3 separate regions of the Homo sapiens genome follow, and regions 1 and 3 are each linked to region 2. Evidence: chromatin loops called from intact Hi-C (ENCODE). Cell type or tissue: A673. All regions are shown on one strand. Region 1 overlaps OSMR-DT (OSMR divergent transcript). Region 2 overlaps OSMR-DT (OSMR divergent transcript). Region 3 overlaps EGFLAM (EGF like, fibronectin type III and laminin G domains).

Evidence for each region. A loop is a pair of places that touch in the nucleus more often than their neighbours do. Peaks named below come from ENCODE experiments on the same cell type or tissue, not always from the same donor. Only the 100,000 strongest peaks of a DNase experiment are listed, where the experiment ranks them.
Region 1: a loop joins it to region 2, with 9 times the contacts of the local background. A loop is called at or near these places in 5 of 110 quality-filtered maps.
Region 3: it touches region 2 in a loop (9-fold over the local background); 16 of 110 quality-filtered maps call a loop at or near these places.

Annotation. Positions count from the first base shown.
Region 1 is chr5:38,747,687-38,755,686 of GRCh38, reverse strand. The region is part of intron 2 of OSMR-DT (OSMR divergent transcript); the gene reads left to right. Among named protein-coding and RNA genes, the nearest start is that of LINC01265, 31 kb to the right of the region's middle. In A673, a CTCF peak has its summit at 4,387 (motif pointing right); DNase peaks (open chromatin) are centred at 246 and 4,396.
Region 2 is chr5:38,805,953-38,813,952 of GRCh38, reverse strand. The region is part of intron 1 of OSMR-DT (OSMR divergent transcript); the gene reads left to right. Among named protein-coding and RNA genes, the nearest start is that of OSMR-DT, 36 kb to the left of the region's middle. RefSeq lists an enhancer at 2,878-3,378. In A673, a CTCF peak has its summit at 3,948; DNase peaks (open chromatin) are centred at 3,992, 5,652 and 6,172; H3K4me3 peaks cover 605 bases; H3K27ac peaks cover 3,283 bases.
Region 3 is chr5:38,261,230-38,269,229 of GRCh38, reverse strand. All of the region lies in intron 1 of EGFLAM (EGF like, fibronectin type III and laminin G domains), which reads right to left. Among named protein-coding and RNA genes, the nearest start is that of EGFLAM, 6.7 kb to the right of the region's middle. In A673, a CTCF peak has its summit at 3,497 (motif pointing left); a DNase peak (open chromatin) is centred at 3,469; H3K27me3 peaks cover 155 bases.

The DNA.
Region 1 (8,000 bases), 58 kb after region 2:
CACTGCCCCAACTCCAGTGCCAGATCAGAGCCTAGATCCTGGGTTTATTCATCAGACATTTGCTGAATGAATGAAGGAAGGAAACACACAGGGGAACCTAATTTAGGTTAAGGGAAAGCTTCCTAGCAAAGGAGATGTTTAAGCCAACAAATTGGCCAGATAAAGAAGTTATTTAGGCAAAGAAGGGAATACAAAATATTTTGGGCAGAAAACACAGCATGTGGGGAGTCCTGGAGATGAGTAAGAGCTTGTTCACAGCAGCAAAAGAAGTTGAGTGTGGTCGGTGACAAAGCGTGGAAAGGGTGGAGTAAGGGAGAGGGCTGTGAGTGGGGAGCCAGAGGGCTGGAGTAGAGAGCCCTGGAAGACCTGAGAAGGAGTTTGAACTTTATCCCACCAGCAGAGGGATGCAAAATGGTACAGCTATGTTGGAAAACATTTCTGCATTTTCTTATCAAGTTAAATCTGTCTTTACTGTACACCTAGAAATGCCACTCCTAGGTATTTACTTAAGTAAAATGTAAACTTAACATTCCACAAAACATTCTATGAGAATGCTTATAAAAGCTCTATTCTTAATCACCAAAAAGAACTGTTCTATATTTTTAATGCTGTGATTACCTGACTGTGTGTTTGTCAAAATTTACGTAATTATGCATTCAAAAGAGTTATTTTCACTGCATGGATATTCCTCTTTAAAGAAAAAACATGGGAAATGGATATTACTCTCTAATTTTTAAGAAAAACACATGGGAAGTTATTAGAAGGTTTTCCGTGGAGAAGTAGCTCTGTCAGGTTTGTGTTTCCAAAAGATCACCTTGTCTCAAGGACAACAAGAATGGAAACAGAAAAACCAATGAGAAGTCTATAGCAGCGGAGGAGGCGAGAGATAACGGTGGCTCCCACTCTGCTGGTAAAAGTGGAGATGTAAGGAGTAGAGGACTTGAGAAATATTTAGGAAGTAGAATTGGCAGGACTTGGCAATTAATTAGAAGTGGGAAATGAGAGAAAGAGGGAGGAGTCAAGAATGATGCTGAGGAATTTGGCTTGGGGGCGTCTGGGAAAGTAGTGGTTCCATGGAGCATGCAGGAGGAGGAGGAGGAAGAGGCTCTGGCAAGCACAAGGTGTGAGGATAAGGTGAGATAACAGCAGCTAGGGACACGTCAGAGGTGCGCTTAATGTTTTCATCTGCTGGATTGGGTTGTTCAGTCTTATGTAGCTAAGTAGTGAAGTAGCACATTGCCTGAGTGCTCACTTCTAAGGGCCTCTTTGCAGCCATAAAATCCACCTGTCTTATTAGTCATCCTTGTAATTTCACCTTCTATACACTCTCACCAGAACACTCTCATCTTCCAAATTCAGTGCTGCTTGTGTAGGTGATCAAGCCATGGTGCCAGCTCAATTCGTGCAGGTCCAGCCACATCATTAAGCTAGTTATTAAGTCAGATGGTGGACCATTCCTCAGGTCCATCCCTATTTTCAAGGCATTTTTTTTCTGTATCCGTACAAATGCCACAGTAAAGAGACCTGTCTGTCTACCCTTCCAGAGCCTTTAGCACCTGCACTTGGTGTGGCTTGGGGAGTTTTGACTCCAGAGAGGAACGACGAGCCTCCACACTCCCCTCTGCTTTGTCAGCTCCTTTTATTCTCTGGCCCAGATAAAGCTGGATTGTGCATCTGCAGCCAAACCACCTTCTACTATTTTCATGTGGCCCCAATTCCTTGTGGTCTAGCCTGGCAAGGAGGAACCCAGACTGAATGAGTGTGGTTCCTGGAGACTGTAGATTTCTTTCAGAACATTTACAATTCCCAGCCAATGTCATATTATTGATTCTGAAAATATTTTTGTGAAGTTAATTGGAAACTCTTGCTTATATTTGAGAAAACAGGGCTGGGCGCGGTGGCTCACGCCTGTAATCCCAGCACTTTGGGAGGCCGAGGTGGGCGGATCATTAGGTCAGGAGTTCGAGACCATGCTGGCTAACACGGTGAAACCCCATCTCTACTAAAAATACAAAAATTAGCTGAGCGTGGTGGCAGGCATCTGTGGTCCCAGCTACTTGAGAGGCTGAGGCAGGAGAATGGCATGAACCCGGGAGGCAGACCTTGCAGTGAGCCGAGAACACGCCACTGCACACTCCAGCCTGGGCGAAAGAGCCAGACTCAAAAAAAAAAAAAAAAGAAAAAAGGGAAACTGAAAACCCAGAGACATTCTGGATAAATCAGCCTAGATTCTAACTGAAGATAATGGCAGAGTGTTCGTTTCTTATCCTTGCCTTAGAGGCATGTGGCAACTTTACTGGCTTTGTAAATGTCAGATTCAATGAAATTGCTTTATAATGGTTACTTCTTGGTGGGTGGGATTGCGGAATGGTTTTGATGCTCTTTATGATTGTGTGTTCTGCTTTTTCCATAGTAAGCATGGGTTACTTTTATAATTGGGAAGAAAATGCAAGAAACTATTAAAAAGCAGCATGCATAGTATGAAACCATTTTTAAGGAAACAAGTACATGTGAGACTATGCATCCAAATGTTTGCAGCAGGCAGTCAGCAGGTCTGTCTGGGAATATGGGTGATCTGTCTTTTCTTCTTCATGCTTTCTGTGTTTTTCCAATTTTCTGTGATAAACGCAAATTACTTCTGTGATCAGAAAAATATAAACTATTCTTTAAAAACTGATGCATAGCATTTCTCTCCTTGATTAAGTCAATAGGACTCGGAGGGTGAGGAAACTTGGCTTCGTCCTGACCCTGAAAGTAACTGGCTCTGTGAGCTGAGGCAGATCCATTCAGAACTATCCATTTCCATGGCTTTAAACAGGGGTAATGATATCAGTGCAATCTACCCCCTCATCAGTGTCAGCCCTGATGAGCTAATGCATGGGAAAGCATTTGGAAGGAAGATATGAAGCTGCATTCCACAACTAGAACTGCTGTCCCGTAAATATTCTGTTAAATATTATTAAAGCAACATGTTGCAGTTTGAAAGCACATTATTTTTATTTTAAGGAAACAGACTAAATCGCAGCTATTAAACCAATCTCCTGTACTTTGGCATTTCTTGTGCCAACTGATGTCATGTGAGAGCAGAAGGGAAAAGGGTTTGTCCTTATATTCCTGGGTATCTTGCCGCCATCAGAGGAGGTGGCACTGGGAAGGCCAAGGGTCCTTGGGAGCACAGGAAGCCAGGCGCTGCCCACTCTAGCAGGGTTTCTCCCCTTGTCCCGGTTGTGGTCTGGTTTGAACAGGGATTCTGGGAACGCTGCACCCCTGTGCCTCTGAGCCTTGCTGGTAACCATGCCCGAATCTTCCACAAAGGCAGAAAATCAGACCCTCTTGGCTGCATGTTGACAGAAAATCTATGGCTAAGATGGTTCCATCAGGGAACTAAAGCTATTGTTCACTTCCAGTTAAAAGTCATGTAATTATCAATGTTCAGTCATATAATTTTATGGCTATGATGATTCACACAGATTCTCTGTAAGAAGAAAAAAAATGACACAGAGAGAACAGCTTATAGATCTCTCTGATATATAGCTATATGCATCACAGACAGCGAGAGATTTATATTTCTTTGAATTTGAAGTTCCGCTGGGCATTTAAAAATATATTATTAGGGTGATGCTGCCCCCTCTTCCCTCCTCAGAGGTAGAAATGGAAATCATTTAGTGTGGGAACTTAACTCATTTCAAGTTTTCTGTGGCTGAACACTAGTGGAGGAGGGGAAGGCTTCTTTCAAATGCTTCTATTCTGATCACACTTTTGTTAAGTTTTTCTATTGTTAAATGACTCGTATTTTGGTGGAGCTGAGGGTGCTTGAATCACTTTTCAGTATTATACCTGGCTTATGTTTTTCCATATGTCTAAAAGAAATAAAAAGTAGTTTCCCCACTTCTTAAGCAATTTAGGAATGATCTTAGGGTTAGAGAAAACAAACAGAGGTTAAGTTTGTGAATATTAAAAATTAAACGTTGGGGCTGGGCGTGGTGTCTCACGCTTGTGATCCTAGCTCTTTGGGAGGCTAAGATGGGCGGGTCAGTTGAGGTCAGGAGTTCGAGACCTGCCTGGGCAACATGACGAAACCCTGTCTCTATTAAAAATACAAAAATTAGCCAGGCATGGTTGTGCGCACCTGTAATCCCAGCTACTCGGGTGGCTGAGGCATGAGAATTGCTTGAACCCAGGAGGCAGAGGTTGCAGTGAGCCAAGGTGGCACCACCACACTCCAGCCTCGGTGACAGAGTGAGAATCTGTCTCAAAAAAAAAAAATCAACAAACAAACAAAAACAAAAACAAACCCTGAATGTTAGAAGAGAGCTTGGGGTAATCTGATGATTCTCAGTGTGTGTAAGCAGGACTGTGTTCAAGCCAGCCTGGAGAGGTCGCTGTCTCTCTTTCTCTGCCACAGGATATTACATAGGATGGGTCCTGGTCTTGATTCAACCTCCAAAGCTGAGGGCAATAGATATTAGAACATGCGCAGGACTTGCTAAGAGGCTGGAACCACTTTTGTAACTCATAGAGCACCACACACCTTCACCTACATAGAAAGAAGGCAATAATGGGCCAGGCGTGGTGGCTCACACCTGTAATCCCAGCACTTTGGGAGGCCAAGGTGGGTGGATCACCTGAGGTCAGGAGTTCAAGACCAGCCTGGCCAACATGGAGAAACCCCGTCTCTACAAAAAATGCCAAAAAAAAATTAGCCGGGTGTAGTGGCGAGGGCCTGTAACCCCAGCTACTCAGGAGGCTGAGGCAGGAGAATTGCTTGAACCCGGGAGGTGGAGGTTGCAGTGAGCCGGGATCATGCCATTGCTCTCCAGCCTGAGAAACAAGAGTAAGACTCTGTCTCAAAAAAACAAAGAAACAAACAAATAAACAAAAAAAAAGAAAGAAAAGAAAAGGAAACGAAAAGGAAAAGGTAATAATGATGCTGGAAGGTTAGTGAGGGAGAATTTCTCTGAACACAGAATATTTCCTCCCCTCCTCTTAGTCAATGCAAGTGTATAATGGGAGGGGAGGGGAAGTGAAGGCGCTGGTCAGCAGGGGAGAATACCTCTCAATCTTGCCCACCTACTCCAAAGCAAGTTGCTTGCAGACTGCAGAAGCGCAAGGCTGCTATGGGATCAGAGCTAATTCTTAGGAAAGTTCAGCAGATGTTCCCCAGGATTGGGAGGGCATAAAGCCTGCAAAAATCCAAAGGGGGAAGCTGATGGAACAAGCCTCGATGGTGGGTAAGAGAGAGAGCTAAAGGCAAAACAAATAGCATTTTCACCTGAGGTGGGAGGAATGAGTGTCATTCATGGGGGCAGGAAGGACACCTCAAATGACAGCCGGACTCTGGCTGCCTTGAAAGGAGCCAGGCCCCACCAGTCCAGTCCCACCTTCAGGGACTGGCCAGCCCAGCAGAAAGAGACTGGTGGGTAAACTGTCATGTAGGAGCTAAGGGGGTTTCGGAGAGATGTCCCTGCAAGGAGATCTCCAACAAGCCAACAAAACTGGGAAGATGAAAGAAAAAGCCAGGGTTTGCCATGTAGGTGGCACCAAGACTGTACTGCAGCAGTGCTCCTCAGATAAGACTTTCTGCCTCTTCTCCTCTCTCCATCCCCTTGCCCTGGTTCTGGAGGAGTTCGATGCAGCAGAGGAAGTTGGGGGAGGGTGTCACAGGTGAATAAAGAACCAATCAATACCCTCTGCTCTTCCCTAATGCAAGTATCTGAGTCTGGGTCAGGCCCGAAATGGCAGAGGAGAGGAGCTTTGAAGCACATGAGAAACTGAAGTTTGGGTTTAGAGGAACTAGACTTTGTGATACCTGAAAATAAGACCTGCTTGGGATGTGACAGTAACTAGAAGGGGAAAGGTCTGCCTGAGATACTCTTCAGGTGTGGGGAAGAGAGATCTGATGGAGAAGTCAAACAGAAGTCCACGGATGAGAGAAAAAGAAAAATTAGTTTCAGGAGCTACAAGGCCAGCCCCACAATATTTCATTTACCTGAGCAAAGATTGCAGGGAGAGAGGTCTTTGTATGCCATGATTTTGTGAAATTTTTGGAGGTGTGCAGTCTTGGGACTTGACCTATAAACATACTCTTAATTTCTATAATACTCACCGTCTCTCTTTTTTGCAAGCCTCTGTCTGTGATAACCCTGCCTTATCTATTAATATTTCTGGGTTTAAAGAACTTTTCTTTCCCACTTACCAGACAGAGAATTTGATGGTAAGAACAGTCTAGATAGTCCAGAATGTAAAACTGAGACTTTTAAAGTTAGTTTTCTGTTGAAATACATATTTAGAATTTGTAAAATATAACCAGGAAGGCTTTCTCAGAAAGGCAGATTCAGTTTTTATGCAATTCATACTATTTGATAACTAATGAAACAGTGACTAAGACACCAAACTCAGTCTGGTTCTGCCCCTTTTTAATTGTATGACCTTGAAAAAATTACACAACCTCTCCTCACCATATTTCCTCTTTTTTAGTAATAGTAATAGGTACTTACCTTATAGTCGGGAGGACTAAATGAATGAGTACATGGACGGTGGTAAAGACAGTGTCTGGTAACTCGGTAAGGACTTAGGACTGTTAACTATCATTGTAGACACTGCAGGAACCTAAATCATATCTTCTTGGCCTACACCAGAATAGCCTGTGATAATTCCAATGCACATCTATAGCTTTCTGCCTCTTCCTTCTCTTCCTAAGGGTGTTCTCTGGCAGCAGGAGTAAGCTCAGTTCAAGTATGGGCAGCCAGAGTGCTGGGTGTTAACATCCCAGATGAGACTTTTAATGAATGAGGGATAGGAGGTGGAAGATAAATGCCCCAGATCCCCTACCTTTCATTGAGTGGATTCTGAGCCATGTTCCACCCAATCTCTCAGGGAATCCCCAGTGCGATGCAGTTCCAGTTGCCCATGGCAGTAACCCGTTCATCATGTGTCCTGTATCCGCTTACATCTCCTCAAGGCCTCAGGTCCCCACTCCCTTGTCATGTCTCCTGAGATTGCCTCTCAAATAAGCAACTTAAACCCAACTTAGTGGGGAACCTTGAGGGAACCAAACCTAAGACAGTCCTTTTTTAGGTAAGTCTGCTAAGTTCTTAAAATTCTATTTTATACATTTTTCATATCACCTACAACACATAAGAATTGTGGAATTCACAACTAGAGCTCAAATACTTGTTGATTTTTATTTTTTATTTTTATTTATTTATTTTTTGAGACAGAGTTTCGCTCTGTTGCCTAGGCTGGAGTGCAGTGGTGTAATCTTGGGTCACTACAACCTCCACCTCCTGAGTTCCAGCAATTCTCCTGCCTCAGCCTCCCGAGTAGCTGGGATTACAGGTGCCTGCCAGCAAGCCCGGCTAATTTTTGTATTTTTAGTAGAGGCAGGTTTTCATCATGTTGTTCAGGCTGGTCTTGAACTCCTGAACTCAAATGATCCACCTGCCTTGGCCTCCTAACGTGCTAGGATTACAGGCGTGAGCCACCGCACCTGGCCACTTGTTGATTTTTAAATCTAGATCTCCGTTATTCAGTATCTCTCCCTGCAGCCCCACAAGCTTGTAATTAGAACTGTACCCTCAGAACTTCAGACAGATGCATAGTTATCCTTTTCTTAATATTTCTACTCAAAGCACTCCAGGGCTCTTAAAAGGGTTGCGTTTGCTCATCCTGTGCTCCTAGAGCAAAACCCAGTATCTGGCAATACTAATACTCAAAAAAACTCTACTGCCTTACCAACCAAAGCCTTATTCTTTACATTAAATTGAAAACTAGCTTGTTACAAATTAAACTCCAAATAATGAGAAAGCATCAGCAAACTTTATATATTCTATATTAATATATATTAAATACATCAGTCTAATAATTGTGTTGAGATGGTCTGGACCTGTGCTGTCCAATAAGGTATTAAACACCCATGGCTACTTAGCACTTGTGATATGCTGCAAAAATAAAGTGTACCCAAGATTTTAAAGACTTAGTACCAAAAAAAGAATGTAAGC
Region 2 (8,000 bases):
TAAGATTGAGCATTTTCCATGTATTTGTTGCCATTTCTTTCTCTTCTGTGAAACACACATGTAACATTTCTGCTCATTCATCAGTTGGATTGTTCATTTTTTTCTTACAGGTTTATAGAGTTCTTTGTATATTCTGGGGCTTAATTCTCTATGTTATGAGTACCTTCTCCCAGTTTCTGACACTTATTTTTTTACTTTCATTACAGTGTCTTTTATTTTTATTTTTTATTTTTTGAGATAGGCTCTCACTCTTGCCCAGGCTGGAGTGCAGTAGCACGATTATGGCTCACTGCAGCCTTGACCTACCAGGCTCAAGCGATCCTCACACCTCAGCCTCCCAAGCAGCTGGGACTACAGGTGTGTACTACCATGCCCAGCTGATTTTTAATTTTTTGTAGAGACGGCATCCTACTGTTTCCCAGGTTGGTCATTACAGTGCATTTTAAGGAACGTAAATTCTTAATTTTAATGTGGTTGATCTCATTTTAAGAATCATTCTATTTATAATATACATATTTAGAAAGTCTTTATAAACTAGGAAGCTATAAAATTATCAATGTATATTAATTTTTGATAAGTTTTGTAATTTTGCTTTTCAAATTTAAGTCTTTAGTACACCAGAAATTGGCTTTTTGTGTGATATAAGAGGTCCAATTTTATTTTTTTAACACATGAGTAATATGTTTTCCCCATAACCACATATTGAAATAATTAATATTTCCTCCAAGTGTCTGCAATGCCAGCTCTAGGAAAAAAAAATTTCTATGCATGTGTGTTATGTTTCTGGATTCTATATTCTGTTGCCCTGGTCCATCTATATGATTTATCCCAATACCACACTATCTTAATTGCTATAGCCCTAGAACAATTGTAATATCTGGAGGACAAGATCTCCTGTAGGGTTCTTCTTTTTGAGTGTCATGTCTTTTCTTGGTCCTTGGCTCTTTCATATTCATTTTGGGATTAGTTGCCAGGGTTCCTGAGAAGCTCATGGAAATTTCTATTAGGATTATATTAAATACATAAAGTCATGTGCCTCCAAGTGTATGTGCTTATATACCTGATAACATTTTGCAGCCAAGTAGATCATATGTAGAACATTATAATTCATCAGATCATTGTGGCATATCAGAGGCAGGGGGTTGGTTTGGCATGGAGTTGCATGAAGTTGGTGCTTCTTTCCCAGCTCCAGTACATCAAAATTTAACAACAATATGGAAAGAGAGTTTATGCTCAAATTGCCATGAACAGAGTTTTCACCTACAAAGGGTTGTTCCAAAATCAGAAGATGTCAGGAATTGCTATTACTATTACATGAGTACAGTGAATTGCTGTTGCAATTCCAGTGAAGTTTGTATTTCTGGTGTGCTTTGTACAAAACATTGCAATCAGACCTGAAAGCAAATGCTATAGAATACAGCAGTCAAAAAAGTCTTTGGTCTTTAGTATGGCTATCCATGTCTTCTTATCCATAAAGAATTTGTAATAATTTTTCAGAACAAAGACTCTTGATCCAATTCAGATGAGAATGTGTGATTATACAAATATGGGTGCAGGATGAACATAAAAAATAGGAAGAATGTAGACTACTCTGCTCTCAGATCAAATTAATATTCCTTTTTTTGCAGTTTAATTAGGCATAAATAAAAAGCCACGTGAAGCCTGGAGATACTGGACATAGCAGATTTGTCAAGCCATTTTTCCCACCACCAGTGCCTGAGCACGACCTCATTTGTCTTGGTCAATGAAGCTCAAGGAAGCATTGCACTTTGGCTTCCGCTTTAAGTTTTGTATGTTGATATGTATCCCATGTCTTCTAACAATAAAGTGCTATTTCACTGACATTAATCACTGTCAAAGGCTTTCTGGTAAATTCTTTAGGCACTCGCCTTGCGGGAAAAGGCATCGGTTTGCCATACCCTAAGAAATGGGCTGTTCATAATGTTGTGTTGTAACTTGATTCTTGTGAGGCATTGGTTGAATAGAATAATAGACCAGAGTCAATGACGATACACAGTGGCTAGCCCTTCAAAGATGGCTCCAAAAATTAATTCTTGTTTTTATTTGCCTACAGTGTCAGTTCAATTGACTAATAATATGACTCTTGGTCATATTAATATGATTAAGAAAAGGTACCACTTTTCAAATAGTCTAGGTGTTTAGTCTAGGTGTTTAATCTAAAATTACATAAGAGTTTCTTGCTGTTTGGGGGTATAGGGTAGCCAGGCAGGATCCTTGCACTTAAGAAACTTAAAATGTAATACATGAAAAAGCAAGTGAACAAAAAAAACCTTGATTATCAATTGGTCAACTGCATTAATTGAGCATCCATTTGAGATAGAGCAGTGGTCTTCAAACTTTTTTGAATGCTTTTCTCCTAAAAGAATTTTTTTTATTATTATTATACTTTAAGCTCTAGGGTACATGTGCACCACATGCAGGTTTGTTACATGTGTATACATGTGCCATGTTGGTGTGCTGCACCTCCTAAAAGAATTTTTAAAAGCTGGACACCTGCTCCTATTTCTGCTGCCAATGTGAAGGTATCAAAAAGAAATTGCCATTGGGGGCTGCTACGCAGGCACAATACGCTATGCTAATTAACGAAGACCGCTTCAGGTAGGATCAAAAAACATGGCTGGTTTATTAGGATGCGAGAAAACTCGGGTTTGTTCCTTTAAATTCTAGAATGATTAAATACTAGTTAACATTTAAATTAAGTGCCTGCATGTGCCAGGTCTTATTGTAAGCACCTTATATGGTTTATGTCATTTAAACGTCACAAAAACCCTATGAATTAGCCTCATTTTATAGAGAACTAAGGTTACTGAAGTTGAAGTAATAGGGAAGCGAGCTCGACCCCAGGCATTTGGCTCCAGAGCCCATATTGACAACCACTGTATTCTCCTAACCCTTTAAAGGCAAAGACTGTCTCTTCTCAGTGCGGTTATCAAAACACTTTTTGCCTGGAACCTAGAGGCATTCTTGAGTCTCTGTTTCCACAAAGATTTGTATGTTTCAGATGGGAAGGGCTGCTCCCATCTGGACGTGGTCTCCAAGGATGTTTTGGGTGTGCTGCATTTTCTTTTCTTTTCTTTTTTTTTTAGACGGAGTCTCACTCTGTTGCCCAGGCTGCAGTGCAGTGGCACGATCTCGGTTCACTGCAATCTCCGCCTCCCGGGTTCAAGCGATTCTCCTGCCTCAGCCTCCTGAGTAGCTGGGATTACAGGCGCCCGCCACCATGCCCGGCTAATTTTTATATGTTTTTCGTAGAGATGGGGTTTCACCATGTTGGCCAGGTTGGTCTCGAACTCCTGACCTCAGGTGATCCGCCCGCCTCGGCCTCCTAAAGTGCTGGGATTACAGGCGTGAGGCACAGTGCCCGGCCGGGTGTGCTGCATTTTCAGCACGTACACCAAGTGTCTCCTCATGGGGCTAATGTGTGGGAGCTGGGAAGCCACAGTTCACTTTCCAGAACCCAAAAGGGGCAAAGTGACATCATAAAATTGTCAGAATGTCCCTTGACACAACCGTACTTGTTTGTCTGCAGCACGGTGTCGAGCCCCTCTTCCCTTCTGGACATGAAGACATTGCCCAGAAGTAACTCTTTAACTTAAGATATCTTTAACGTAAGATAGAATCAAGTTCTTTTTGAAGCAAAAACTGCATAGTCACAGCTGTTACTAGAAAAAAAAAAAAACAACAAGTTCAGAGAATCAAGCACTTGTCCTCGTAGGTTTTGATTACTATTGCCTTTGGGTCAGATTCTCTCATTAGAGTCAAATAAATGTTTTCCATCATGACCAAAAAATGTTTTATACAAATTCCATTTCCCAGAACTCTGTGAATGAAATGGAAACCCCCTTTTCTGGTTGTGGAAAAAAACCAATCCAAAACAAACCCCACAACCTCCCAGCTCCATCTTTCTTAAGTACCCCCTGGTTTTGCTAGGTGGCGCCATAGGCTAATGCATGGGTCTTCCTCGGCTTCCCGGGCGGCCGCCTTCTGTGAGGCAGGAACAAAGGCCTCTGCGGTTCCCTTGGAGTTTAAGATCAGACCAGCCCACAGGAGATGAGATCCATTTGCCAAGACTCGCCTCTGTCGTGTTAGGAGCTGCCCCCTCCCCTCTCCTGATTGATCACAGCTGGTAGTGAGGGGATTCTTGGCCATGTGCTTTAGCCGTTCTTGAGGGAAATTCTGGGGGATCTTAAACTTGATCCTAAATATTGCGTTTCTCTCTATCTAAGTCTCCTAAAAATTGTTCATGTATTTGGGGAGGAAGGCTCACGCTCATACTGAAGAGTGAAAGGAAGGGGACAATAATTCAAAGGCTTGCACCAACTCCCTCCCAATCCCCTGCACAAGGTTAATGTGTGGGGAAATCCCTGTCCTTCCTGAGAGCCCTGATGTTTCCCAGTCTGGCAGGGGCCAGGACAACCTTTCTCCATCCTGCAGGTCACAGAGCCAGCTTGTTGTGGAGGAACAGGAGGCCCTGTTGTAGGAGGGGTGGCACAGGTCCCACAAGCCCTATGGGGTTTGGAGGACACCCAGGCGCCTACTGACTTAGCAAGAGACTCCCCTTTCCCACCCTGCTAGAGGCCTGAAGCTCCAAATTACTGACTTCTTTGCCTTAAAGCATTAGAGACTCCCCGAACACAAATATGACAGAAAAGCTTTACTTGGAAATGTTGGAGGATGAATTGCAAAATGGCACTGCTCGGAGAGATCCCCAGGGAGGAGCTGGTCGTGGACCGGGCGGGGCGGCGAGGGCTGCAGGGAGCAAGAGCAGAACACTGGAGTGGAGGCGACTTCACTGCCTTCGCGCCTCCGGTAGGAACCACGGCTTCCTTCTGCCTGCAGTGTCTGCAGCCTGGGAGTCCCCCAGATCCGTGTGATGGCCAAGGCCGCATGCCCCGGAGAATCTGGATTTCGAATACTGTCCTGATAGCTGCCTAAACACCCACATAGTAGTCCTCCCATGGGTCCTGGTTGGGGTTCAAACACATTCCTACCCTACCCAGCCTTCCCTGAAATCCGCGTCATGCTGAGGGCAGCCCTGACAGTGGCCGCGGGTCCTTGTTGAGGACGCAAGAGGAGGAGGAGCCTCAGCCAGGTGAAAGATCGTCCATATATTCCAAGAAGGAAGCTTCATAAACATGCAAACCTGCACAGCACAGGACACACTAGTAGGAATGCTCTTAACATTGCAAGTCAGAGGACAGATTCCAGAAAATAGAAGGGAGAAAATACATAAGTAATATATAAAAGTCAAAACGGGAAGGAGAAGAGCTTTTAAAAATTGACAAAAAACATATTCATATATAGAGATTATATATTAATGTATATATGAATATATATGACATATATATAGTCACAAGAAGAAAAACACAAAAACTCCAAAATTAGAGCGAGAAGAATCTGGGAATAAAAACATACATATCTATGGATTTTTCATGACTATATTTTGAGTTCACTTCTGATACTCATCCAAAAGATATTTATTTGAGCAATTGTAGGAATGTGTATGATGCCATGTCCATCTCAGTATCTCTGTTTCAACCTTGAGGAATCTATCAGCCCTTCCTGCATTTATCTCTGTCACAGGAACAATGCTTCTTTTGGCAGTAAACATCAGTATACTTAAGTGCCATGAGTCATATTTTCAATTTTTAATTAAATCATGGTCTAGCTAAGGTTTGATTTATTTTGGCCTGAATTAATTTAGACCCTGGTCCACATAAATTTACATAGTTTATTTAATCCAGCTCATGACTGCATAGATTGTAAAATCCCTTAGATAGCTACAGTGTAGATTGTGAAAATCACCCTCTTATCAAGCAAAGAGTGGTAGAATATAATCTCTGGGGGTTGTGGTAACTTCATTCTTAAAACTAGCATCACGAAAGAAATGTGTTGTATTCCTAAATAAAGGCTTTTATGAGATCATCTAAAGATATTGCATCCCATATGTTTTCACTCTAAAAGTTTGAATGATACGGTAAAGCCTCATTAAGTGGTGCCGATGCATGCTTTTTCTTTCTTTCCCAGAATGGTTATAGAAGGTCATAAATCTATATAGTAAGCACCCTGCAAAAAGCTCATCTGCCGCACTCAAATATAGTAAACACTGTTTAAACAGCAGAAGTGTGAGTCATACCGGTATCATTTTCCTAGAATTCTGATAAAAAAGCATCATGGCTAATTAATGTTCCCAAGAAAGGGTCACAGCTTACAGGAAATGAATCGGAAGGTGACAGGAAGAAAGGGTGGGGAGCTCAGAACGCTCTGGCTCAGGATTGTTGGCAAGATCCTTGTTCCTGCAGCCAGGAATTGACAGCAATCATGAGGAAGAGAAGAAATCACGCTGCACATTGAAACTCAGAATTTTTTTTTTGACACGGAGTCTCACACTATCGCCCAAGCTGGAGTGCAGTGGCACGATCTCCACTCACTACAACCTCCGCCTCCTGGGTTCAAGCGATTCTCCTGCATCAGCCTCCCGAGTAGCTGGGATTACAGGCTCCCGCCACCATGCCCGGCTAATTTTTGTATTTTTATTAGAAATGGGGTTTCACCATGTTGGCCAGGCTGGTCTTGAACTCCTGACCTCGTTATCCACCCGCCTTGGCCTCCCAAAGTGCTGGGATTACAGGTGTGAGCCACCACGCCCGGCTGAAACTCAGATTTAACCAGACTGGAAATGCAGGGACAGAGAGACAGAGAGAAGATGGAGAGGAGGGAAGGATGATAGGAGATGATGACCAGAGGGTTGGGGGGTAAAGATTGGGGTTCAGGGGAAAATAGCTGACAGAACAGCATTGAAACCCCCCTCTGCTACTGATTTGGTCTGGGCCCTGCAGTTAAGTTGTTTTTGTGGGTTTGGGGTTTCATGGCACTTCTGAATGTTAAATATGATTGGATGAGCACAGCTGGCAATTCAGCATTCATGACTCAGCTGAACTTGTGACCTATAGCAGGACATCTCGTAACCCTCAGAGGAGAAAGTGAGTCAGATGCATTTTCTGCAAAAACGAAATTTGCCTTGTGGGAAGAAAGAATGCTCCTCATGCATGTGTGTTGGGTGGAGCATAGATGTTTGCCCTGCCTGCCGTCCAGGAGGTGGGGGCTGGGTGGAGGTGGGAGGAGCCGAGACCAGGCCAGCATGGAGGTTCTCAGGCTGCTTTCTTGTCTTCAGCTCATTCTTTATATTGGGTTGCACCCCCTGCATTTCCAAACAAACCATCAGGACACAAGGTCCATCAAAGGATTCTTTTTTCTCACGAATGGGTTGATGAATAGGATACATTTGCAAAGGTCTGAAAATCAAATTAAATTTTCATTACATGCTTAATGAACTTATTTGTCAGACAGAAATCAGTATTCTTCCAGGAAATCTGGAAAGAGTGGGTATCATGCTTCTAGCAATTCCTGAAAATCCTCATGTATTATTAATTTTCCTGGAGGGAGGGACTATGAGAGCCATTGTTGGTTTGCAACACCAAAAGCTTAGCTTTGTCTCAAGAAGGTATACTAAAACTTCTTTCTAAAGATGCTGTCTTGATGTGCCTTATTGCACTTTTGACAGGGGTTTGGGGGTGGGGAGGAGATGACTATTGAATAATCCAGTCAGATGTCTGGTATTGCAAATCCCTAAACCTTGGGGCAATTTGGGCTGATCCCAAGGAATTGGAACACATTAGCAGAACTCTCTTCCCTACTCGGTGCCCGGCAAGGGAACCGATGATCCCATTGTGCATGCAGTGAGAAGAAAAGTTGGGTTTCAGTGAGAATCTAAGTACTGTTTGCCAATCCATCAGCAAACACTGGAAAGTCCCATTTGCATGTGATATTGTTTTTGTAAAAATGATGCCTTCACTGAATGGAAATAAGAAGTCAAGAAAACCTGAGTAATATTTACACTTTATCACAGGAGTTGAGGCTTATGCTCAAAACCCAGCTCCACAACTAACTAGCTGTTTGGGCGTGGACATATCATGTTA
Region 3 (8,000 bases), 540 kb after region 2:
CACTGGGTAGTGAATTTTTGGTTGTTTTTGTTGTTGTTGTTGTTGCTGTTGATGCAGGGTCTCACTCCCATCGCCCAGGCTGGAGTGCAGTGGCAGGATCATGTTGCACTGCAGCCTCAACTTCCTGAGCTCAGGTGATCCTCCCACCTCAGCCTCCTGAGTAGCTGGGACTGTAAGTGTGCACATCACCACAACTGGCTAATTTTTTGTATTTTAGTAGAGATGCGGTTTCGCCATGTTGCCCAGGCTGGTCTCAAACTCCTGGGCTGAAGCGATCCACCCACCACCTCAGCCTCCCAATTACAGGTGTGAGACACTGAGCCTGGCCAACTTTTTTTAAAGGGATTAATTTTACCTTTTGTAAAATGTAGGAAATATATATAGTAACATATAGCACATATGCACTTACCCATATACATATTTTTGAACCTTACTGCAAACTGGCCTAAATCAATTTGACTGTTTAGTTTTTAGATTCCTTTTTAAAATTGTGGTGGCCTCCAGCAAGTAAAAGTAGATGGTAACTATTTGCTTTTCAACCAGGTTGTACACTACAACAAAAGCAAATTCCAAGTCAAATTCTGCCACGTATAAAATATCCATGGGAAAGAAGCCACGAAAATTATCATACAACCTGCTGCTGTAAATTTGGTGATGTTTCCTCTTGTCATTTCAGGAACTCCAAAGCACTGCATCAGAGACAATCTACCACATCTAGTTATTTTTCTTCCTGTGCACACTACTGAACGACATTTCCCAGAAACCGTATAGTTGGGTTAGGGCAACATGACCATATTCTGATTTGGCACAGAAAAATCTCTCACAAGACTTCTTTTTCTTTACCTCCCACCCTGGAGGTCCATTTTAAAGATGGTGGTATTATAAGATGGTGGGATTAAAGACAGAATGACTTGAGTCTTCAAGTCACCCTTTGGAGGAAGACAGCTGAGGTGGGCTTCCTAGAAAGGAACATCCACTTTGGACTTAGACTAAGTCCAAAAAATAAATTTTGTGTCAAGCCACCCAGATTTGGATTTATTACAATAGGTAATGCTAATTACCCTAATTAATACAAGCAACTGCTTGTATCTGCTGAGAGAGATACATCAATATTCTAATGGAAAAATCAACAAACCATCTTGCCGGGTGGGGCCAGGCAAATGAGTCTACTGTTGTGTGAGGGAAACACAGAAATGAATGGAGCTCTAGCTGTATTCAGCCACTCGAAAGTAGCTTGATTTCTGGAGTTGCTGGATTCTTACTCTTTGTCCACGTAAAAATAGAGGGACATGAATAATCTTTCTAGTTAATCACATATTTTCACCAATAAAAACATTGCATCTAACATCATTTATGCTAATTAATGAACCCTCTAGCGTGAATATCTGATAACATCATTCTAAGTATATTTGCTGCCACTTGGAACGTCATAGTAAAGTTCTTCAAATAATCACTAATCAGTCTGGATTCCTGCCTAAGACAGAGGTGAAGTTCCAAATATCTAACCACTGGCATGGCACAATCACCAAGAGATGAAAATAGCTGTAAATTCTTATGCCAGAGCGGTGCCTTCTAGCCTGGATTACTTCAAGTGTTAACTAAGCTCCCCCAGGGTAGAGATTAAAGTAATTCGTAGAGTCACTGTTTATATTGAAGTACTTAAAAAATAAATTACAGACAATATAACAGGTGCCTAATTCACAGCCATCACCCATTTTTTTATTTATCTGCTCACTCAAGAATTACAAGCAAAGGATCATGGGATCTATTCCTAACTGAAAGATTAGATCAATCAAATTAGCCATCTGTCTGTGGAAGGCTTTAAACTCAGGTTGTATTTAAGTATTATGTTTCCAAGTGCCCAGATGTTACAGAAAAGTGCCTGCTGATACAACTCGTTTTGCACAATGTAAGCCACTAAATGGCTAATATAAACTTATTGCAGCAAGAAAAATAAATAGCATTAACATTGCATTAAATCTGATTTGGGATTTTGGGTGCCCTGTCAGCAAACACAAGTGTTAAAATTTAAATTGCTCAAGACTTGCAGAGTCAGACAAGAAAGAATTGTCAAGTGTCTTTAGATAAGGGGGATACTGGAAATGAGATCAAAGCACTGGGATGTATATCCTTGCTCGGTGTGGTTGGTGAAAGTAATAATAATTACTATGACTATTGTTAGATCATATCCTCTCCTTAGGTAGCACTTCAGCTCTTTCAAAGCACTAGCCTGCTTTGGATAAGTGGGGGCTCTTTCCAGCTGAGGAAACATCAATAGGAAATGGACTGAGTGAGCCCGGTCTATTTTTCCATGTCCCTAGCAGTGATTCCTGATTTACTCCAATCAACTTATCAGTGAGCAAAACCTGGACCATTTCTGAGCTCTCTGGCTTTATGGAGACTTTCACTGACTCCCAGTAACATATCAGTTTGGATAATTCTGTTTTAGGAACAGCTGCTGCCCTACCACATCCTGCAAAACTTCCCCCAAGACAATTACCAGGCAAAAATCATCCTCATTTTCCAAACCAAAAATCAAGGCATGTGGTTGACCAGGGAGTCTTTCTAATTTGTTAATTCATTTGTCTGAAAAATGTTACAATTCAATACAAGTTACATCACATGTAACCATACCTTAATACCTATAGAAAAGAATAAAAGTACATAAAATCATAAATGTCTATGTTTATTACTTCTGATGCCTGGAAATATAGAAATTCTTTCAGGTTTTTCTTCCTTGTCCAGATTAAACAATCCCAATTTCTTAAATATTGCCTTCACATGTCAGTCTTTAATCCTTTTTAATGCCCTGCTACATGCATTACTGTATTGGATCTTCCCTGGAACATTTTATGGTAGGGTCTTTCTTTATCCTATTTTTACAGATCAGTAAACTGAGGATTATGGAGCATATATAACTGACCCACTGTCACCATGTAGCTGTAAAGTGTCAGAACTTGAACCCCAATGTGTGGAATATCAAAATATGTGCTCTTACCCAAGCCTTCCTGCTCCACCAGGAGAAACCAGCCTTGAAGGCTGAAAGAATAAGCTTGGGATTGGGGGTGAGGGAGGTAAGGGGGGAAAATGTTGGTTATATAGAGAACAGCGTGGCTTTTTGTTAACGCCATTGCAAGGTTTCCCTCTTTCACCGGTCAGCTTAGAGTCTAAGGACAGGGTTGTTCTGGTTAAATACAGATGCCCAGAGCAACATGTTGTCGTCAGCAGTCACAGCTGGGCGTGGAGGTATGAAGCAGTGAAGATCAGCATAACACAGAGTACCTGGGTCGAGGTACCAGGGAGAGGGAGGCAGTGGGAGAGTCCAAACTCTCTTTTGGCATGTCTCAAAGTGTGCATCAAGTCATCTGAGGTTCTTGTTTAAAAAGGCAGGTGCCTGGATTGCACTCTAAAAATTCAGATCCACTTAGTGCAGGAATTACTGCTGAGGGCGGAGACCCGCGCAGAGCCAGCTCTGGAATGTGCGCCCTCTGCTGGCAGAAATTTTATTTGACTCATCTAAGCCACTGCATGAGAACCCATGAGGGGTTCTGCAAGGAAGCAAAAGTACCCCCGCTCATTTCAGGAGGCTGAAGCTACACCCTGGGGTCCTTCCTCGAAGGCGAGGTCCACAATCAGTGAAATCAAAGATGAGTTTGGGGGATTTCCTCTAAAGGCTGCCATATCTCCTCACCTTTTCCCTTTTTCGATAACTGAAATAGCAGGTGCATCTCTAAGATGTGCAGCTTGACATGCAAAAACAAAGGCAAGGCACACGGGCCTTGAGCAACTCAAAAGATTTTCTGCTGCAATCAAGACATCACATCATTCAGTCAGCTGGGAAACACTACAGTCCGGCCTGCCAGGGTGTGAGGCAGGAGAACACGAGGTAGCCACAGGATAGCCCTGGGCAAGCTGGAGTCCCACCTCAGCCTCGGATGCTGAGTCTCAGTCTTCCAGAAATCTAGCCAAAATTACTAGACCACTTTTGGGCTGTAGTAAGCCATAAACAGATGGACTACTATTCCCCAAAGAATGCTAAGGTTATTAAAGCCCTCGGCTCTGGGTAAGAAGAACAAAAAGCACCACTCAGCTCCTTTCTGGCCAAGCCACTCTTCCCTGAGAAAGAATTCGGAAAAACAAGTCTTGCCTCACATTAAACTACACTTACTCCTGACCTTGACTCCTCTGTCTCTTTACCTCTCACAGAGAATTAATGGAAAGAGTGAGACTAACAAAGAGAGATGGAGTCAAAGAGAGAAGTGCTTCCTTATGAAGATTAGATAAGATGTTGAAACCAATAGGAGGGGAAGCACAGTGATGGAGTGAAGAATCAGAGGAAAACATTTCTGTCTGCCTGAATTGCGTGGGGCGCTAGGAGTTGGGTGCTGGGGATGAGTGTGCTAGGTCCCTAGCACCTAGCTTCTAGTGCCCCACGGCTTTTGTGAGCTAAAGATTTCCCTGATAAATGAGACAGCCTGAATCAGCACTGGGATATGGAGTACAGTGGACTGGAAAGGGGACAGGAAGGAACATACAGATGAGAGATCTCCCCCAATTGCCATGCTTTGGGAAGAGGGCTTGGATGAGAGCTATAAGTGAGGAACTAACCAGTCTCTTGTGAATTCCAGGTAGATCAAGGTGGCACTGGGGAAGTAGACCAGGATGACCCCTGATCCCTGGCCACTGCCCCTTAGCCATTCAGCCTCACACTAGCAGCAGCAGAATGCCTCTAGAGGTGCATGTATCTCTACCAGCAACCAACAAGATGTATTGCCCACAAGCTAACCCTTCTCTTCCAGCCTTTTGTTTTTGCTTCCTGACTTTCCTTACATCTTTATTTTAGTTTGATTATACCACTAGAGAAATACTGACAAAGTGGAAAGAAAAAGATGAGAGAGCTGCATCGTGCTAAGGATGATTATGGACACCCAGATACTCCAGGGAAAACCTTGAACTCTGAACGCTGACTTGACCTTCTTCGACTGACCCTGGGACCTCAGGCAAACTGGACAGGCAGGAGGAAAGGCAGGACCCATGTGCAGTTCTCCAGCCCCCCTAGTGCCAGAGAGTTAATAAATGTCAGGAGACTTGTCTAAATAAACAAAGAGCAACCCCAGGCTCTAAGCCTGGGAGCACCGGTCTTTAACCCCAGGAATCCTTCCCAGACATGCCACGGCTGTCAGCCCTAAGTCTGACTTCACTGACAGAACCTTGTAGAGAGACAAACGATCTATACCCTATCTACTGCATAGGAATGAGGAGGTCTTAATGGCACAGCCACTGTAGCTTGAGAGCTACAGCAAGCCTTCCAAGCTGGAGATCCCTTTGCCTCTGATGTACCACCTCCCACCACCAAGCATAAGAGTGCTTAGAAAATAAAGCCAAGATATCCATACAAAAGCAAATAAACCTTGACTTATATCTCACACCTCATACAAAATTAACTCAAAATGAATTATAGACCTAAATGTAAAACCTAAAAAACTTCTGCAATAAAACATAGGGAAACATCTTTGCAGCCACGGGTTAAGCTTTCAAAAAAACAGCACGAGCCATTTAAGAAAATGATAAATTAGACTTTATCAAAATGTAAATCTTCTACATTTTGAAAGACACCATTAAGAAAATAAAAAGACAAGCCACATACTAGAAGCCGAGATTTACAAAACACAGATCTCATAAAGGACTTGCATCCAGAACATACAAAAAACACTCAAAATTCAATCATAAGAAAATAAACATCCCAATGTTTTTTGTTTCTTTTTTTTGAGACAGAGTCTTCCTCTGTCACCCAGGGTGGAGTGCAGTGGTGCGATCTTGGCTCATGGTAACCTCCCTCTCTGAGGGTAAAGTGATTCTCGTGCCTCAGCCTCCCAAGTAGCTGAGACTACAGGCACGCGCCACCAAGCCCGGCTAATTTTTGTATTTTTTGTAGAGCTGGGGTTTTGCCATGTTGGCCAGGCTGGTCTCAAACGCCTGGCTTCAAGTGATCTGCCCACCTTGGCCTTCCAAAGTGCTGGGATTACAGGCATGGGCCACCATGCCCGGCAAACATCCCAAGTTTTAAAAATCAGCCAAACATTTAAACAAAGATTTCACCAAAGAAAAGATGGCAAATAAATAAATTTTTTAAATGTTCAATATAATTAGTCATTAGAGAAATGCAAACTAAAACTGTGATGACATACTATTACATGCTTATTAGAATAGAATCACTAAAACAAAACCAAAAAAAAACTCTACCAAGTGTTGTAGAGGATTAGGAGCAGCTAGAACATTCGTACATTGTATGAATGTAAGATGGTACAGCCACTTTGGAAAACAGTTTGGTGATTTCTTATCCAGCTCAACATATACCTGCCATGTGATGCAGTGATCCCACTCCTTCTGTTTATCAAGAGAAATGGAAACATATATCTTCCAAAGACTTCTACGTGCACGTGTCTAGGAACTTTATTCATAATAGCCTAAAACTGAAAACAACTTAAAAGTCCACCAACTAGCAAATGGTTAAACAAACTGGAATTCCATGGTCCATCCAACGCACCACTACTCAACAATAAGAAAGGAACAAACTTCCAATATATGCAAAAACATGGATGGATCTTAAAAGCATTATGCGACAGAGGGTGGACACAAAATATGACATTCTGGAAGAGGCAAAACTACAGGGATAGAAGTTAGATCAGTGATTACCAGGGGCTGGGAGGGAGTCATTTTTCTACAAAGGGACACAAGGTAATATTTAAGGATGATGGAAATGTTCTATATATTTCTATTCCGGCGGTGATTACATTACTGTGTATGTTTGTTAGGGCTCATCAAACTGTAGACTTGATGAAATTTATTGCATATAAATTATACCTCAATAAATCTGACTTTAAAATGATAATAAGGACAAGAGTTAGCAATATGCCTGCGGGAATTAAGTGACTTGTTGCATGCTGGTTCCCGCAGTTGTCTGGATTTCCCCTCCCTTCTTCCTGCCCCACCACAGAAGCACGGCAGTCCTCCCGCACTTTCTGGTGAGACTCAGGTGATGGGACCAGCACTAGGCTAGAGACCACTCAGGAGGGTGGGAGGTCCAGGTGCCAGTTCCAGTTCAGCTTCTGATGTTAACTGGGGCAAGTTACTGAGTCACCCTCAACCTCATTGCAAAATGAGGACTTTTCACTTCTTTCCAGGCCTATGATTCTAATTTGTAGTCTGAAAAGGAATGAAGGCTATCCAATGAGTGGTGTGTCCACACCGTGAAGGTCTGGGGAAAGGACAGGGCCCTAAACCCTCCCATTCTTCAGAGGCCCCTTTTTCTACCCTCAGGTACTGTAGTGGGCCCTCTGACCCTCACCAGCCTTAATCCCCAGGAGTTCAACAAGAGAAGCAAGTGGTTCATCATCACCCCATAAGGCCACACCCTGTGATTCTTATAAATGAGGCCAGTAGACAGTAGCTTCCAAAATTCTTTCAGTATCATATGCACTCTGTTGTCTTAGCAGGCATGGGCAGATCCCATTTACAAATGTTTAAGAGCAACGCAGGATCCCCACACAAAACAGCAGCCTCCACCTAGGCTCCAATATCTGACCCACGGGAGCTCCACTCTTCAGCCTCCAGGAAGACACCCTACAAGACATGCTACACACCTCTGCAAACACAGTGTTCTGAGCTCAGTTTCTGGTCCTGAATATCAGAGTTTAAATTTCCATTCCACCGCTTACTAGTTGTGTGACCTTGGATGAGATATTTAACCTCTCTAAGCCACAATTTCTCCTTCAGTAAAACAGTGATAATAATAGTCCCCATCTCCCAGGGCTATTGGGTTGATTAAATAAATCACTGTGCATCCAGTTCTTAGAACAGTGTAGCAAGCACTTAGTGTTAGTTATTATGATTTAATTTCACTTAATTTGAAAACTGTCATTTCTTGTAAGTCTTGGCAAATGCAGAGGTTTCTTTATTAATGTTCAATGTCAAAAGATGAGCTATCTTGGGGTGAAGAG